2 separate regions of the Homo sapiens genome follow, and region 1 is linked to region 2. The links are chromatin loops, found by intact Hi-C in ENCODE. Cell type or tissue: PC-3. All regions are shown on one strand.

Region 1 (8,000 bases), 58 kb before region 2:
AATTCACAACCAGTTCTTCCATTATGAATCGGATGAATTTTTTATGGCTTTCAGAAACGAATCTCTACCCATGAGACACTTATAATGGTAAAAGAATGAATGAAAATTCAGTCTTCTCAAAGCAATGAAGCAATGCAGGAGTAGAACAAAACAATATAATAAAGTCAAGAAGCTTCCTTAACTTTTGCTTAACAAAGGTTTAAGTTTAGCTGTTACATATGAGAAAAGGCTTATGAAAAAAAAATCACTGCTTCCTAATTTAGTAAAAGACAGATAAGACCATCTACCTCAGCTGGAAACTTGCTACAAGTGACACTTCAGGTTTTTAAAATAATCTTTCAGAAAAAAATACATTTTCTCACTACTTTCACACAGAAAGAAACAGACAGGTAGTGAAGCATTTCCTGCCTGTTTTCCTTGATTTTGCAAACTGAGTGAATCTCTCTGTCATGCTTTTGTCTCCATATCCGACAAACAGTGCTTGTATTATTGCTAATTATTTTCTTCTCCAGACCTCCTTTACTTCTGTAAGAAATATAGACCTCCCACTTAACTATTCACAAATTCCCCATAAGGGCATCTAAAATATTATCATTGAAGTTGCATAGCACTGTTTTCTGTTATGTAATTCTAAGAATGCTAAACCCTGTTTGAATACTATGATATAAATTGTTTACAGATAAAAGTAACACATTTGAAGATTTTGAAATGAACATCTTTCTATAACCAAGAGGAAAATATTTAAGAGATTGTTGCATATCTATTGCAGTATCAGAGAATTTAGATTCAAATCATTTTTTTATTGACATGGAAGAATTTTTGCCTTTCATTCACAAAATAGGGTAAATGAAATCTAAAAAAAGGAATAAAAATTTTACTTCCTAGAAGAGTTAAACTAATCTTTCTTATCTAAATTTTCCCTATTTGGAGTATTCTCTATGGGGTTTGACTTTAATCAGTAGAAATTCTAAATTTACAACAAGGTAGTTTTGGGGATGTCATCAGGTGACCTATAGGAAGAACACTACATCTGCATTTACATTTCGGGTTGCCCATTTTTCAGGATAAATGAGGAGAGTTTGGGATGGGGAGTAGAGACAGCAGTGAGTCCCTCAGTTGACATCTCACTGCCTCTTACTGTGACCTTTGGCTGCAGCTGAATTGTTTTTTTAAGTTCCTACAGTAAACAGAATTAATATTTAAGCTGCTTGCTGAATGAAGTAATAAAATACATCCTTGATGTGTTGTTTTATGGCATGGGCCACTGAGATGTTTATACAATGCCAAATGACTTACAAAGGGATTTTTTTGAGGTGAACATCCCTTTAGGTAAGATAAATCACTATGCTAAAACAAATAAACAAATAAAGGTTTACTATAGACCACTTCTAAACTACCTTTCCTATATCTCACTCCTTACTGTCTACAAAGAATCCTGTAGAAGAGGGTATTGGAATGGTTGTGTAAAATCAATAGTAATTAGTCCTGGATACAATACACTGGAAAAGACACACAAGTGAACATGTATGTGTGTACACAGGTATGTATAATATATGTGTTCTCTTCATCTATATAAAATATAAAATATTAAAGATATGCATATCTGAATGTATATATGGGTACATGTCTGTAATATTTTGTAAATATAAAAATTACTTTGTACCAACATGAGCTGTGTTTAGTTGTTTCACTGACTTAGACAACCAGTCTCTCAGAAATGAGGATTCACTTGTTTAATTTCTATAGTTGCTAAGATAATACCATACACAAACATTTACTGCATAGTTGATGACAACTACCCTAAGAAGTAGGGTTTTCTCTGTGTCTTTGTGAATGCTATTCTTCCTTGAGTGGTTTTTCTCCCTCTTACCTCTACCTTCTTTGTGCTGTCTTCCTGGGTCACAAAACAACATTGACGTTCCTTTATGAATTTCAAAACCACTTGTAATTTAGACCAGTACTACTCAAAATGTTCTGGAGCTGCTATGCAAACTGATACCTGCCCACCACAATTAGGGAGGTACAGGAATTGAGGGTAAACAATTAGGAACTTTTGGAGCAATTTGACTTTACTGAGATATCCAAGCAGAATCTCTCATAACTTCTTATTGTATTTTATAATATATTGGTCTACTATAGATCAGAAATTAAAAAAAGACAAACATGAAAAAAAAACACCTTGGACTTTCACCACAGATGGTTTGAGAAGCAATGATCTATGTGACTGTTTCTTGAACCTGACTACATATCAAAGTTCCCCGGAGAAACTTCTTAAAAAGCACAAGATGGATAGTGACTGGAGCTAGGCTCTGTTAAAAAAAAACTATCCAGGTTATCTTGATGCACATCATGTTTGCAATGTCATTTGAACCATATCTGTTTAATTGCTGCAGCTAATTACATCAAGACTCATCAATTTTTGATGATTCTAGTAGAATTGGATGCCATGTGAGCATTGATCTTGTCCTCACTGCTATGCCTTCAGCACTAGACTTATAATTGATACACAGTAAGTGATTAAAAATTCTGGATAAATGAGTGAATGCATCATGTCTTCATTTTGTGGCCTCTAATAGATTCTTGGGATGTAAAAGAACTCATTTTATATACATATGCAAATTTAAAACCTTCTATAATAAGTCTGACATCACCTGTGTCCTCTCTGTGTTTGTGTTATCAGCAAGTGAATTTCTCAGTACTCCCACATCACAAACCCCAATTACCACTCCATATGTTTCCCAAATTAGTAGCTAATAGCGTTTTCCCAGGCGAATGTATCTAGAAATACCCAGGGATTCACTGCTATACCTAAGTCAGCAATGGTTCATCTTTCTCCTTGCTGTGGAGGAGAACTTGACCAGAGGAGTCCACTTCCCCTGGCCCGGCAGCTTCTTGCATGGGAAACTAGCTGCTCCTGCTGCTACTTGGCTGATGATTTACCCTATAGCACATTTTATCTTTACGTAAACACACAAAGTCCTTTCACGTCTTTGTTCCTGTTCCCATGCCATGACTCCTTCCTGGAATACCATTCTTTTATTCTTACTCACTAAATAAGCTCTTCTACTCCTTTTCTTCGGGCCCCCTTCCTCTGATTCAGCTGAGAAACAACTACTGTCTGTCTCCATCAAAGCTAATTTTCTGCCTCCTGTTTTCCCACCATACTTTGCCATTCTAGACATCTGTTGCATATCATTTTTTCTGTTACTTAACTAATGCATCAGTCTTCATTCATTCTCCTCCCAGACTATACTCCTCCTGGGTTCAGAGCATATCTCATTCATTTCTGTGTTACCTTTGCTTATCTCAGTGCTGGCTTCAGAGTAGATACTTCAGAGATGCTATTTAAATCAGAGTTAGGGTAGTTAGAATAGGAGAGAATGAGGACTCTATGGTGCTCAGGTGCCATGCATCCTGCAAAGAGAACATGAAAGGACATTTTTTTTTCCTTCAATAATTACATGGACTCCTTCAGTGATCCCTGTGTCTGTTGGGCCTTGAGTAATTACCTGCAATCTCTGTCTTTGTGAGGCTATTAATTAAATTCCTTTCGGTGCCCCAAAAGTGGACATTTCTTGTCTGTATCCTTTTGTTCTGTCCACACAGGAATACTGCTGCTGAATTCAGTCTCTTCCAAGTTCAATAAAAGAAATACATTTTCTTTCAGTATTCCTCTCTTTGCTACAATCTGGACATAGGTTCCTTTATTTTGTCAAGATAATGGATATTAAAAAATAACAGCCAATATATTATTTTGTTACTAATAGTCCCTTTAGCACTTGAGTTATAAACCTTTTGGAGGCTCAGTGATTCTGTTCTCTTTATAAGGGGGATTTCTTTTTGTTCTTTCTGTCCATCAAGACAAACAGATTTCCTCTCTGATGTGCTTTTATATCCAGTTCACCCTTGCACTGGGGATATAGCCTTCTGGAGTGCCAACTGCATATGGAGTCTTCTGTTCGATTCTGCATCTTGTAGGAGCTAGGATTAATCTTTGGCTCACTGTTCCTGTCATAACATCAGAACAGATACTCAGGGACACCAGGCTCAGCAGATGCCTCCAGGTGAAAGTCAGGTGGGTTGGTGAACACTTACCTATCCCTATGCAATGTTCTTTCACTTTATTTTTTGGCTTCTGATTATTGATTAGTTTCTTGCCAGCTGAGGGAAGAACTGATATGCATTAATATTTACTTTCTAGAACTTTAATTTCTTTCAGTGAGTATGACATCTGGGGGGGCGTCTAGGATATCACATACATAGACCCAGAAGCCTAAGCATATTTTCTCAGTGTACTACTTTAGATAATTTTTATAGATAATTTGAATGGCAGTCCAACTACCTTCTTGGGATGGAAGAGGGAAACATACTTAAGAACAGAACATAAATTTGCATGTCAAAACTTATTTGGCCTTAAGAATAATTGTAAAATGAATGAGAAAATGGTACAAGAGAGCAACATAAGGCTTAGAAATTTGAGAGTAAATGCACTTTGTCCAAAAACATAAATAAATAAAATAAAGGTTAGGGAAAAAATCTTTATTATTTGTGGGTGATGAGAACCTTTCATTAAATCCTTCTTTGGTGTTTTTGAAATCTTTGCATTTTTATTTAAACGTGGGTTGAATTTGTCATATACATGAATTGCTACAAGTTTTTCTTATTGCTTCTCTTTTCAACAGACTTTCTCTTCTTGATGCTGCTGTCTTATTTTTTCAAATCTTCAACTTCCTTTTAGTTGATTCTGCTTTAAATTAGTCTCCCAATCTGTTTCCTTCTCTCTCCCCATAGGTTTTTTTTTTTCCCAATTCTTCCTCTGACTCACAAACATACGAGACAGACATCTTGCTCACAGACTTTTCATTCTTTCCCTCCCCTTATCTCTGACATTTTTCTTCTACTCTTTTTACGTGAAAGAACTATTTTTTACAGAAATGTTTCTTCTCTTTTTCAAATTTTTGAAAAATTAGGCAGCATATGAAGAATCTTGGAAACCTGAAAATAAGTGATTAAAAGCTTGCTGAATAATAGTTATTTTTAAAATGGAGAATGCCTGAAAAAGCAAAGATCTCTCTAGTTTCACCAAAATGGGCAGAGTCAATAGGATTCTCTATGTTTATTTAAATGTAAATGTGAAGGTGATAGAAATGAAGATCTAAAGCAATGGTAGGAGAGAAAGGTTATGGGACACAATCGGTAATTATAACTAACAATCACATAAATTGAAATGGGTAATTTTACAGGCTTCTGAAAAGATTTAAAAGGATGGATTGTTGCATAAGCCGAAGGTAAAAATGACTGGGCTAATGTCTTTGGTCCCCTTTAAGAGTAAAAGCATTCCTAAGAGCAAAATGTAGTGATAAAAAAACAATGATTTTGTGGAATGTTCTGTATGAATATCCACATGTTCATGGTACTTTGCAGGTCACCACATGATTAACATTTAATGTTCACAACAATGCCAGTTCTTGCCCTCTCTATTTTTAAGGTGGGGAAACTGAGGCTTAGACCTGTTAGACAACTTTCCCTGGATCACGCAGCTGGTAGGTGGAAGTACCAGTATTCAAACACAGGTGGGCCATATTCTGAGGTCTGATTTCTTAACGAAAATGTTGCCTCAACTGTATAACCTAAAACCAAGGTAGGAAAGAAAATGGCAACCTGTGTGATTGCAGTGATCTTTTGTTGTGTTTTTAAAAAGAAGATTCCTTACATACCATATTCAAACTTCAATAAATCTTAAAGAAAATTTTGTCAGTCCTCATTCCATAGACAAGGAACATAATTCTCAGAGAACGGAAGGAACTAGCTCAAGTATGTCATTGGTTTTTGTGGGATGATAACCCCAATCATTCCACTGGCACAACCTCGACTCCTAAATTCAACTCTCTACTCTCTGTTCCCACCCACAAATTATCTTCCCCACTGATTTCTCACAAGACTTCTAATTCTTTTGTATTAAGGTACTGTGTATTCAGAAATCCTCCACTAACATGCGATTGTGTTGCCCAGAGGGAATATCACTATTGTTATTGTTTTTCTCTGGGTTTTCTTCAGACAGCTTCTTTTCGACTATCCAGCAGAAAGGAGCAGAGGAGTAGGTTCTGGACCAATTCTAACCCCCTTACTCACAGATGTTCTGCCTTGGGAAAAAAAAATATACAGTTGCTCTCTCAATGGGCAGGTTATTTGTGTTCCAAATTGTTCATGAGCATTAAGAACATTGTAGATTAATGAATGGTAGTATCTTAAGTGCAGGCATTGTACTATTTGGTGTATATGTTAATATTGAAGAGATTTTTGTTGTTGTTTTTACAAACTATACAGGTGAAGGTTCATCCTAGTCAATCTCTCTTGGTGACAGTATAGGGAACTGGAGCATTCATATTCAGAGAAAACTCTGAAATGAGTCCACAAAGAATTCTGCTTTCCAAGGACACAGAACCCTGTAATTTGAAGGCGAGTATAGAAAGTTGTGAAGCAAGTGACATATACCATTGATTTCCTCTGGCATCCTTATGCTTTCCAAACTTCACTGCACTCCTAAAGTTGTCTTTTTTTCTATTGTGGCTGAGGATTGCATCCATATACCTAGTAAAAACTCATGCTGTCAAAAGGAGAGCTGCTCACTGTGAGACTCTTTCATTAGGCTTTTTGGATAGACAAAGGCATTTCCTGATCAATGAAACATCTTGACAAACAATTCTGACGTATATAACAAAACTTTCATCACAGTCAAAACCAGAGGGGGACGATTCAACTTTTACTGAAACTGCATCAAGGAATTAGCAATTTAGCATTTTTCTTGAACTACTGAGGTGAAATAATTTACATGATGAGCAAAGGAGTAGCTTAAACAATGCTCTCCCTTAGGAACTATGAGCGCCAACAATACTGCAAAAACAATACGTACTGACTCATATTTCTGCAGATTCCAGCATAGTAGATTTCTTCATAATCAAAATGCAATTGAATCGTTATACCTCATGTTACTCTACAGATGCCTATGAATTATTTTCTGCTACCAGGAAATTGTTAAATAGTCTAAAGCACTGTGATTTTGCACTCATCTTTCATAGCTATTCTTCAGGGAGAACAGGGTCTTGGCTTCCTTTGGAGGCAGCAAGGCTCAGGCACTGAGTTCTGTGTTTGTGGTTCTCCTGAGAGCTGCCTCTGAGGAGCTGTGAAATTATCCCCACCTATTCCTAATTTGAAGAGTAAAAGCCTCATTGTTGATTTCACATCTTTTACATTGGCTAGGGCACGGCTTTATCAGAGTGTGCTCTCTTCCTCAGTATGTTGGAATAGTGGGGTAGGAAGAGAGAGGTTAGAAGAGGAAAATTGCATCAGTAATTGCAAGTATACCATATGAGTGTACGCTTTATTTCTTCTCGTAGTTTAAAACAACTTCTTACTTTAGTTTCTCTTATTTTAAGTACAAATCCACAAGTTTGCCTTCATCCTATTGCAGATGTGCTTAGGGCAATTAAAGGACCCCATCTGAAAGCAAAGAGTATAAATATAGGCACTTACAGACAAAAAGTGTATAATTGTTTTTTGTGATTCAGGTAAAGAGGAATAATTTGCCTTTGAAAAAAATCTCAATCTCACTGTAGAGTGTACTTAATAAATATTTTTTTCTTTCTTCTATTATTCCTTTTTTCTTTTATTTAAAAATGTTTTATTTCCCTCCTTATGATGAGTCATCGGCCATAAACTATTATTTTATTTTATTACAAGTTATTATACATGTTATTTATATAAATGGCAATAGATTAAAAACTCTACATATATAATTAAAATCTTGCTGAATAATCAAGATTCTGAAGACTTTTATTTCCAAAGTAAGGAAAACTGAACAATTTGAAAAATCTTGGTCTAGAATTCATATAACTATAGCTTTGGGATCACAACCCCTGATTTTTAGAAACTTTTCCCTGCTTTCTTTTCACAATCTTTTACCACTTCCTTCTACATCAAGCTGGCCTTTTATTTTAATG
Region 2 (8,000 bases):
AAAACTTTACTTTCTCGAATGTATAGTTTTCTTAAGCTTCAGTTTCTTCATATATAAAATGGGACTAATCATATTTTCTTCACAGAACTGTTGTCAGAATTAAAATTTTAAAAGTGCATAAAAATTTTTTTAGCCCAGGATCTGGGATATATGAACACGAAATAATTGGTGCCTGTGATTACTATTGAAGCTATATCCTATGTGCCATATGCCGTTCTAGCAGAATGCATTAGTTAGTTATAAAATTTAACATTATTTTATTATATTTAATTGTAAATATAATTAAACCATTTAAATCTACTGAATAAACTTTTAAGAAATTGATGAAGTTTCTCATGGGAAGATGCAGGCTTTGGGAGATATAAGCATGTTCTATCATGACTGAAAGTTGCCTTAATAAAGAAGGAAATAGTGCCATATAAGACAACATGGATGAACCTTGAGGATACTATGTTAAGTGAAATTAGCCCGTCATGGACAAGTAATGCATAATTCCACTTACATGAGGTATCTAAAATAATCCACTAGATAGAAGCAAAGAGTAAAACAGTGATTGCCAGCATCTGGGGAGGAGGCAGTGTTGGGGCATTGCTATTCAGCAGGTATAAAGTTTCAGTATGCAAGTCATTAAGTTCTAGAGATTTGCTGTACAACATTGTGTCTATGTTGTTAACACAGTCAGCAACACTGTATTGTATACTTGAAAATTTGTTAACAGGGTAGATCTCATGTTAAGTGTTCTTAACATGATTTTAGAAAAAAGTACATATAAGTTTATGCACTTTTATGCAGTACCTTAGGTTCAGAATATGTGAAACCGTATTATGCACTGTAGAAATTTTAAGATCAATTTAAAAATAACTAATAAAATAAACATATGCCTAATATGTCCATGTGTCTGAAATTGCTGTTGATCATTGTGTCTGAGATATTTGATATACACAGACTGAACACACTGTTTATACAGCAGACATTGTATAAAGTCTATCGGTATGACCAGACTGGTTATTATGTAGGAAGTAGAGATTTATTCATCAAATACTCATTGAGCACCTATACTGTGTGAGGCACTGTTCTAGAACCGAGAATTCAGCTGAATAAAAGAGCCCCAAATTCCCTCTCATGGAGCTACAGTCTTGTCATTTTTGTAAATGCGGTGGTTTATTATGACCACAATAGCCCTTATGCTTGGAATTATTAGTACTTCCAGGCCTCTATGTGTACAGAGAGTTTAGTCTAGATTAGTTGAGGATTGGGCCGTGCCTTTGTATTGCTACCTGACTGGTTCCTAAGGCATTGGGTGAAGGGTCTTCCTCAGCAGAGGGGCTGTGCACTAAAGGCGGTCATTGCTGGGGTGAGGGTGGGGCTTTATCAGGCTCCCTTGGAGACTGGATTCGTTGTCCTCCTACGCTTAGCTGCTCAACCCTATCCAAAGCAGCCCTTACCCTTACAGCACTGCCATGGCTAAGAGGCTTCTGACTGCTGTGGCACCCAAGGCCATCTTTATCCTTCAGTTTCCTTTTCTATTCATTCATAGGAAAACACTGTGATAGTTAATTTTGTGTGTCAGCTTGATTGGGCTCAAGGATTCCCAGATAGCTGGTAAACATAATTCTGGGTATGCCTATGAGGGTGTTTCTGGAAGAGATTAGCCTTTGAATCCATAGACTAAGTAAAGATCTGCCCTTGTTGATGTGCATAAGCATCTAATCCACTGAAAGCTTGAATACAGCAAAAAGGTGAAGAAAGGGGGAATTTGCTCTCTACTTGAGCTGGGACATCCATCTTCTGCCTCAGACATCAGTGCTTCTGGTTTTGGGGCCTTTGGGCTTGGACCAGGGCTTATGCCATTGGCCCCAGTTCATGGGCTTTTGAGTTTGGACTGGTAGTATACCACTAGCTTTCCCGGGCTGGGCCTCCAGCTTGCAGATGGCAGGTCGTGGAACTTCTAAGCTGTGTTTGCATAAACCAATCCCACTTAAAAAATTTACTTCTTTGTATCTCTATATATCTTATTGGTTCCATTTATCTAAAGAACCTTGACCAATATAAACAGTATGCCATATGATTTAGGTATTGTTTAAAGTGATTTGCTTATTCATTGGAGCAATATAGCAGCAAGCTAGAAACTTGCAAGTAAAATTCTTTTTTCCTAATGAGATTAAAAACATATCTTTCCTATGGGTATTTCTAGACCATATTGTCCTTCTTAAATGTATGCAATATACTTGAGGTTATAACTTAAATGCTTTAGGTACTGTTTAATTTCATGCAGCCATAATTAGCTATTTATGACTACCATTATGTGCATTGCCTCCTGACCCTTATGAAGATCATGCTTGGCTTCACAGAGCAGTGATTTGACTGTGTGTTAAGCCATCAGTGAAACCAGACTAGTTATTATATGAAGAGAAAGATTGCTTTCTTTGCAACAAACAGAATTTCTTTTCTAATCTAATGAAATCACTTGAGAAGTTATTCATATAAAATCTTTGTGAAATGAAATCTGGGGATGCAAATAGATTTTTACCTCCATTTTACAATTTGGAAAACTGTCGTATGTGTATCTACATATCATGTTTTTCTTTCCTTGCATACTGCAGTCTGAAACCATAGAACATTTTAACTTATAATTCAACTGTAAATCAAATGCTGGGATGCAAGAATCTTTTAATTTGGCTATGTGGTTTCTATTTGTTTTTACTATTTAAAATATACTGTTTTTGAAGACATAAATTATTGAAATAATTTTATATATCTTTCCTTTTCAATTGAAAGACTTTACCTTGTAGATGCCATCTTTGCTAGTTTACTTTACTTTTCTTTTTTTTTTTTTTTTTTGAGATGGAGTCTCGCTCTGTTGCTCACTGCAACCTCTGCCTCCCAGGTTCAAGCAATTCTCCTGCCTCAGCCTCCTGAGTATCTGGGACTACAGGTGCATGCCACCATGCCTGGCTAAGTTTTGTATTTTTAGTAGAGACAGGGTTTCATCATGTTGGCCAGGATGGCCTCGATCTCTTGACCTTGTGATCTGCCCACCTCGGCCTCCCAAAGTGCTGGGATTACAGGCGTGAGCCACTGCACCCAGCCTTCCTTTTTCTATTTCATTGGAACATATGCCATACATTCAGAATTAGAGTCTCCTCAAAGAAGATGCACAAGTGTCTATGGCTTGTGTCAAAAATTATGAAAAATACAGTATTAATGTTGACGTCTTTGGTGACAGTTCAGGGAAACAAAATAAACAGAATGTTTTTAGGTAAGGGATTACAGCAATAATGAACACTCTAATAATAATTTGCTTTCAGAAACATGTAATACTAGATTAAATGTCATAAGTAAGACTGCAGGGAGATAAAGAATGAGATATCTGCTTTTTTCTTTGTTAATTAAATGAAATCAAATTCAATGAGGTCTTAAGAAAGGGAATTGTAGGCCAGAGGGCCTTAGGCTGAGATGAAGGGAGGAGGCTGATTAGAATTTTAAAATATCTTCTTATTGGGCCTCTTCTTACATGAACACTGCTACATCCACAAAATTCCAGTGTTTCACTATTACCAAACAAAAACACAAAGGAAATAGGAAGTTATTTACACTACCTATTAAGGACTCCTTTATGCCTAGAATAGATTCTGAGCCCAATGCCAGGCTCCTGACCTGGCAGGCTCCTGACCAGGCTCCTGACCTGAGCTCTAGGCTCCTGACCAGAGCTCTAGGTCACTTCGTGAATTTGAGAGTTTCTGCATAGGTTTGTGTTCCAGTAACGTTACAGAAACATATGTCACTCAAGGAAACCATGACATATATGAAAATAGTTGCTGTATGATGTGTTTAAGTATAAACAGGAGCAGAGTGAATCATCACTGGATGATGAGTGACTGAGGCCCATTTGGAGGATAGAGTGAGAGTGTGAATCATCTGTGGGAAAGGCAAAACACATATGAAGTTCTAATTGTGAGACCTGGAATTTGACTATTGCAGATGTTAGTATGTTTTAGCATTCAGTGGACAAATGCAATCTGCCATAAATCAAGACTGATTTTAGTAATCAGTTTTCAATCCTGAGAGTCACTCTTCAGCACCCAAGATTTAAACTCATTTTACTACTGAGTCTTAAGTCCCTTCTCCTTCCCACTTGTGGAAAGTACAGAGGAAAACTTGGGAACTGTTGGAGTACTGCTAGGAGGGTAGCAGCAAATTTGGAAATTAATAATTCTTAAACATAATGCTATAACATACTGGTCTAGCCAGATCAGTTGTAGAGTGTATCACAAAACAAATGACAAGCAATATACTTAGGTGTATTTGTAATCCCTCCTATAGGTGAAAAGAGGGACATTATTATTTATGCTTCATTGGGTTGTGCCCCACCTGCCCATTTCACCCCATGAGTCCAGCTGGAGAGCACTTATCACTGTATCACAGCTACCCAATAGTCACACTGCCTTCCCTGTTGTTCCTGGGATCTCTGGAGTATCTCATGTCTGCTCCAAACTAGCAGCCTCATACAGTCTTTTCATGAGCCCCCCTCCACTTGCCTGAGGAATTTTCTGTCAGTGCTTCCCCTCCCCACTTGCTGAGTAATGTGCTATCCCATTGCCTTCCCTCTGCCCCTGGAGCTGTTCTGCATTTTATTCTGAATTGGGAGAATGCCTGCTCCCAAGCTATTGTTCAACTTGGTTCCCAAGTTCCAGAGCTGCAGGACTCAGGCCCCAAGTCTCTTGTGGAAAAGTTGCTCCAGCTTCTGCTTTCTGCCTCTCTATGGGTATCAGATCTATTGCGTGGGACCAGGACACTGTCCTCTCTAAGGGCCTGGCTTCCTCATCCCTAACCTGGCATCCACGCACTAATAACAGATTTTACCCAGAAACACTATTGCTTAATGCTTATCAACTGAAACCAAGTTGGTCCTGGGTGATACCTGATCCGTAATCTACCATAGTGAGATGACTATTGAAACTTATGTTTCCACTAGGTCCTAAGTTCCTTCTTCCCACTTCTGGAAAGTACAGAAGAAAACCTGGGAACTGTTGGAGTGCTGCTAGGAGGGTAGCAGCAAATTTGGAGATTAATAATTCTTAAACATAATGCTATAACATATTGATCTAGCTTATGCTAAAATGAAAGCTCCACAGACCATTTGGACCAGTTAGCTTTCTGTGTGGCTGGAGATTAGACAACTGTGGAATAAGCAAGAAAGAGAAATTATAAAATATGGAACAAGGAAATTAATTATTTTGAATCCAAACTGTTAAGGCTCTTAAATGATATGCTGTATTTAAATATTATTTGGTAGATAAATAAAATCAATAAAAAATTTAAAACAGGTGAATAACATGGTTAGTTCTTTCTTTTATTTTTAAAAGATATTCTTGGTAACAATGCAAGATAGATTAACCTAGGGATATGCAATGAGACAGATGTAATGACTAATGCAATAGTCCAAGTAAGAAATGATGAAAGCCTGATAAAGCCATGCACTTGTGTTAATAATAATGCTAATATTTATTGTTTACCAAATTAAAGATATCAAGCTGAAACCTAGAGAGACCAAAAAGAAGTGATTAAAAGCATGAAAACTTCAGTCAGAATGTCTGGGTGTGAATTCTGGCTGAATATTTACCATCTGTGTGACTTTGGATGAGTTACTTAATCTCTGTGTTTTCAGTTTTCTCATCTACAAAACAGCAGTAATAATAGGACTTATTTGATAGGTTTTTGTGATAATTAAATGAGTGATACATGTAAAGTACTTAGAAAAGTGCTTGGCCATAGCCTTGTTCTTGTTCCTATTCCTAATCCTATTATCATTATTTCTCAAGATCATATAGCTAATAAACAATCTAGAATTTAAATTTTGATTGCTTGATCTCAAAGCTCACACTCTTAAATACTCTGTTAAAGATAAGAACATATTAGAGTGAGAATTTGAGAGATAGCACAAACAAAATATAAAGAATAAAAGAGAGTGAAGTGTTCAGAATCACATTGGGGTTTCTTATTTGGATGCCTATCTAGGACAATAAAGGAGAACAGAAAACCAAGAGAAGCAAACTTTCTTGAAGAAGGGAGTAATTAAAAATGTCATGCAATGGCATATGGCATCCTCAATTAGCGCAAACAAGTGATTACATTTCCAAAAGCAATAGAAGGAAGGAGAAGTCAGTATCCTTGATCAAATAATTATACTCACCTGACTGAGAAGTTTAACTTAGAAGTTAAAACTGGCAGAATATGGCTTTGGTCAGGGTGGAAGGGAATTCTTGCCTAGCAAATGGAATGTAACAATGTGATCCGAATGATAAATGGAAGAGGTCATTAACTGCTATAGTCTTTGCTTTTGGAAGAATATAGCTATATTAAACTGTGAATTTTAATGTTGTGATTCTGAAAGCCTAACATTTTAGCATGCTCGTGATATTCCCAGATGATTAAGTGGACCTGAGAAAAATATTGGCTAAGAAGAACTTGATGGATTTATTTATAAGGTTTTTCTCAAATGAGCTTTAATATCAATAGTATACTAAAGCAAAAGGAGAATTTACTTTTCTCTCTGTTAAAATAACAAACTTTTCTTTGATTATTGATCTGCTCTTAATAAGTTGTAGAAGATTTTTCTTTACCTTTTGAGTAAGGTAAGGTACAGATTCTATGTTTTATCAGAAAAATTTCCTGTGCTTTATGTTGAGATTATTATGTTCTTGACTACCCAAGAGGGCCAAGACTTACCACTTTTGAAAGGGCTAAATGTTTTTACAGTTACATTACATTCTATGTTTACTTTTGAAACTTTTTGTTATCACTTTGATTAAATAGGTAGCCAGTATTATTTCTCAGTGACTCATAATCCTTTTTAACCAAATATTCAAACCTCCTGACAACTTTTGATATTTTTATCTTTCCGAAATAAAATATTGAATGAAATCTTCTTAATCCCAGATGGATTTTGAAAGCCCCCTGGAAAATCACAAAGGATCTTTCATCTTGTAAAAAGACAGGTGCAAAAATAATTAGGTGTATTTGACATGTTGAATTGAATGGAAAGCACTGTCAAATAAGAAGAGATGTTTCACCTTTCCTAAGTTATATTTGTATAGACAAAACATAATAAATATAAATATTCCAGAAATTGTACGAGGTTTCTGGAAATTTGTCAATGTCTTCTCATTCCATATGTTCTGGTGCTGTTTTACCTCATATTAAATAGCAGTATAGTGTTATCAGTTGTAATTCTAGTTTTTTTGAAAAAATGTAAAAACAACCATTTAAAAACACTTGTAAAAGCAACTGAGCAAACAGAATGTTTTGATCAAGAGGGTCATGAAAACAAGTCCTGCTGATCTCCTACCTCAAACCTATGCAAATAATTATATTGCCATGAAAATAAGCAACTATCCCAAATCAGCTAGGACTAGGAATTGTAATGCATTTTCATAAGACACTCCCACCAGTGCCATGACAGTTTACAAATGATGCCATGGAATGACCCAGAAGCTCCCCTATATGGTTCCAGGAACTCTCACCTCCTTTCCAGAAAGTTTATGAATAACCTCCCCCTTAATTAGTACATAATTAAAAGTGGTATAAATATAGCTATTCAGCAATCTGTGAGTGCTACTCTGGACCACTCTGCCTCTAGGATAGCCCTACTTTGTCTATGAAACAGCCATTTTGCTATACCCTATTGCTCTAATAAGCTTGCTTTCTTTCACTGTCAGCTTACCCTTCAATTCTTTGCTGAGCAGAGCCAAGAATCCTCCATGGCTAAGCTCCAATTTTGGGGTTCTCCTGCATCAGGTTCAATAAGAATCTGCCCTGTTTGTAACACAACATAATTAGAAACATTAGTTATATAACGAAGGCTTCAACTGGAATGTCATATCTGAGAATGATCCATAAAATCAGATATTACCAGACAGTTTTAACGAACTAAGGTTGACTTTATGGAGCCAGTGTTCACAAAGCCTGCTTGGGAAAACTTGACAGGTACCTGACTTACA

What was found. Peaks named below come from ENCODE experiments on the same cell type or tissue, not always from the same donor. Only the 100,000 strongest peaks of a DNase experiment are listed, where the experiment ranks them.
Region 1: it touches region 2 in a loop (2.8-fold over the local background); 1 of 110 quality-filtered maps calls a loop at or near these places.

What each region holds. Positions count from the first base shown.
Region 1 is chr5:130,705,768-130,713,767 of GRCh38, reverse strand. No RefSeq gene overlaps it. Among named protein-coding and RNA genes, the nearest start is that of HINT1, 460 kb to the left of the region's middle. In PC-3, no CTCF peak of the experiment used is centred here; a DNase peak (open chromatin) is centred at 3,017; H3K27ac peaks cover 7,789 bases.
Region 2 is chr5:130,648,250-130,656,249 of GRCh38, reverse strand. No RefSeq gene overlaps it. Among named protein-coding and RNA genes, the nearest start is that of HINT1, 510 kb to the left of the region's middle. In PC-3, no CTCF peak of the experiment used is centred here; a DNase peak (open chromatin) is centred at 3,859; H3K27ac peaks cover 2,200 bases.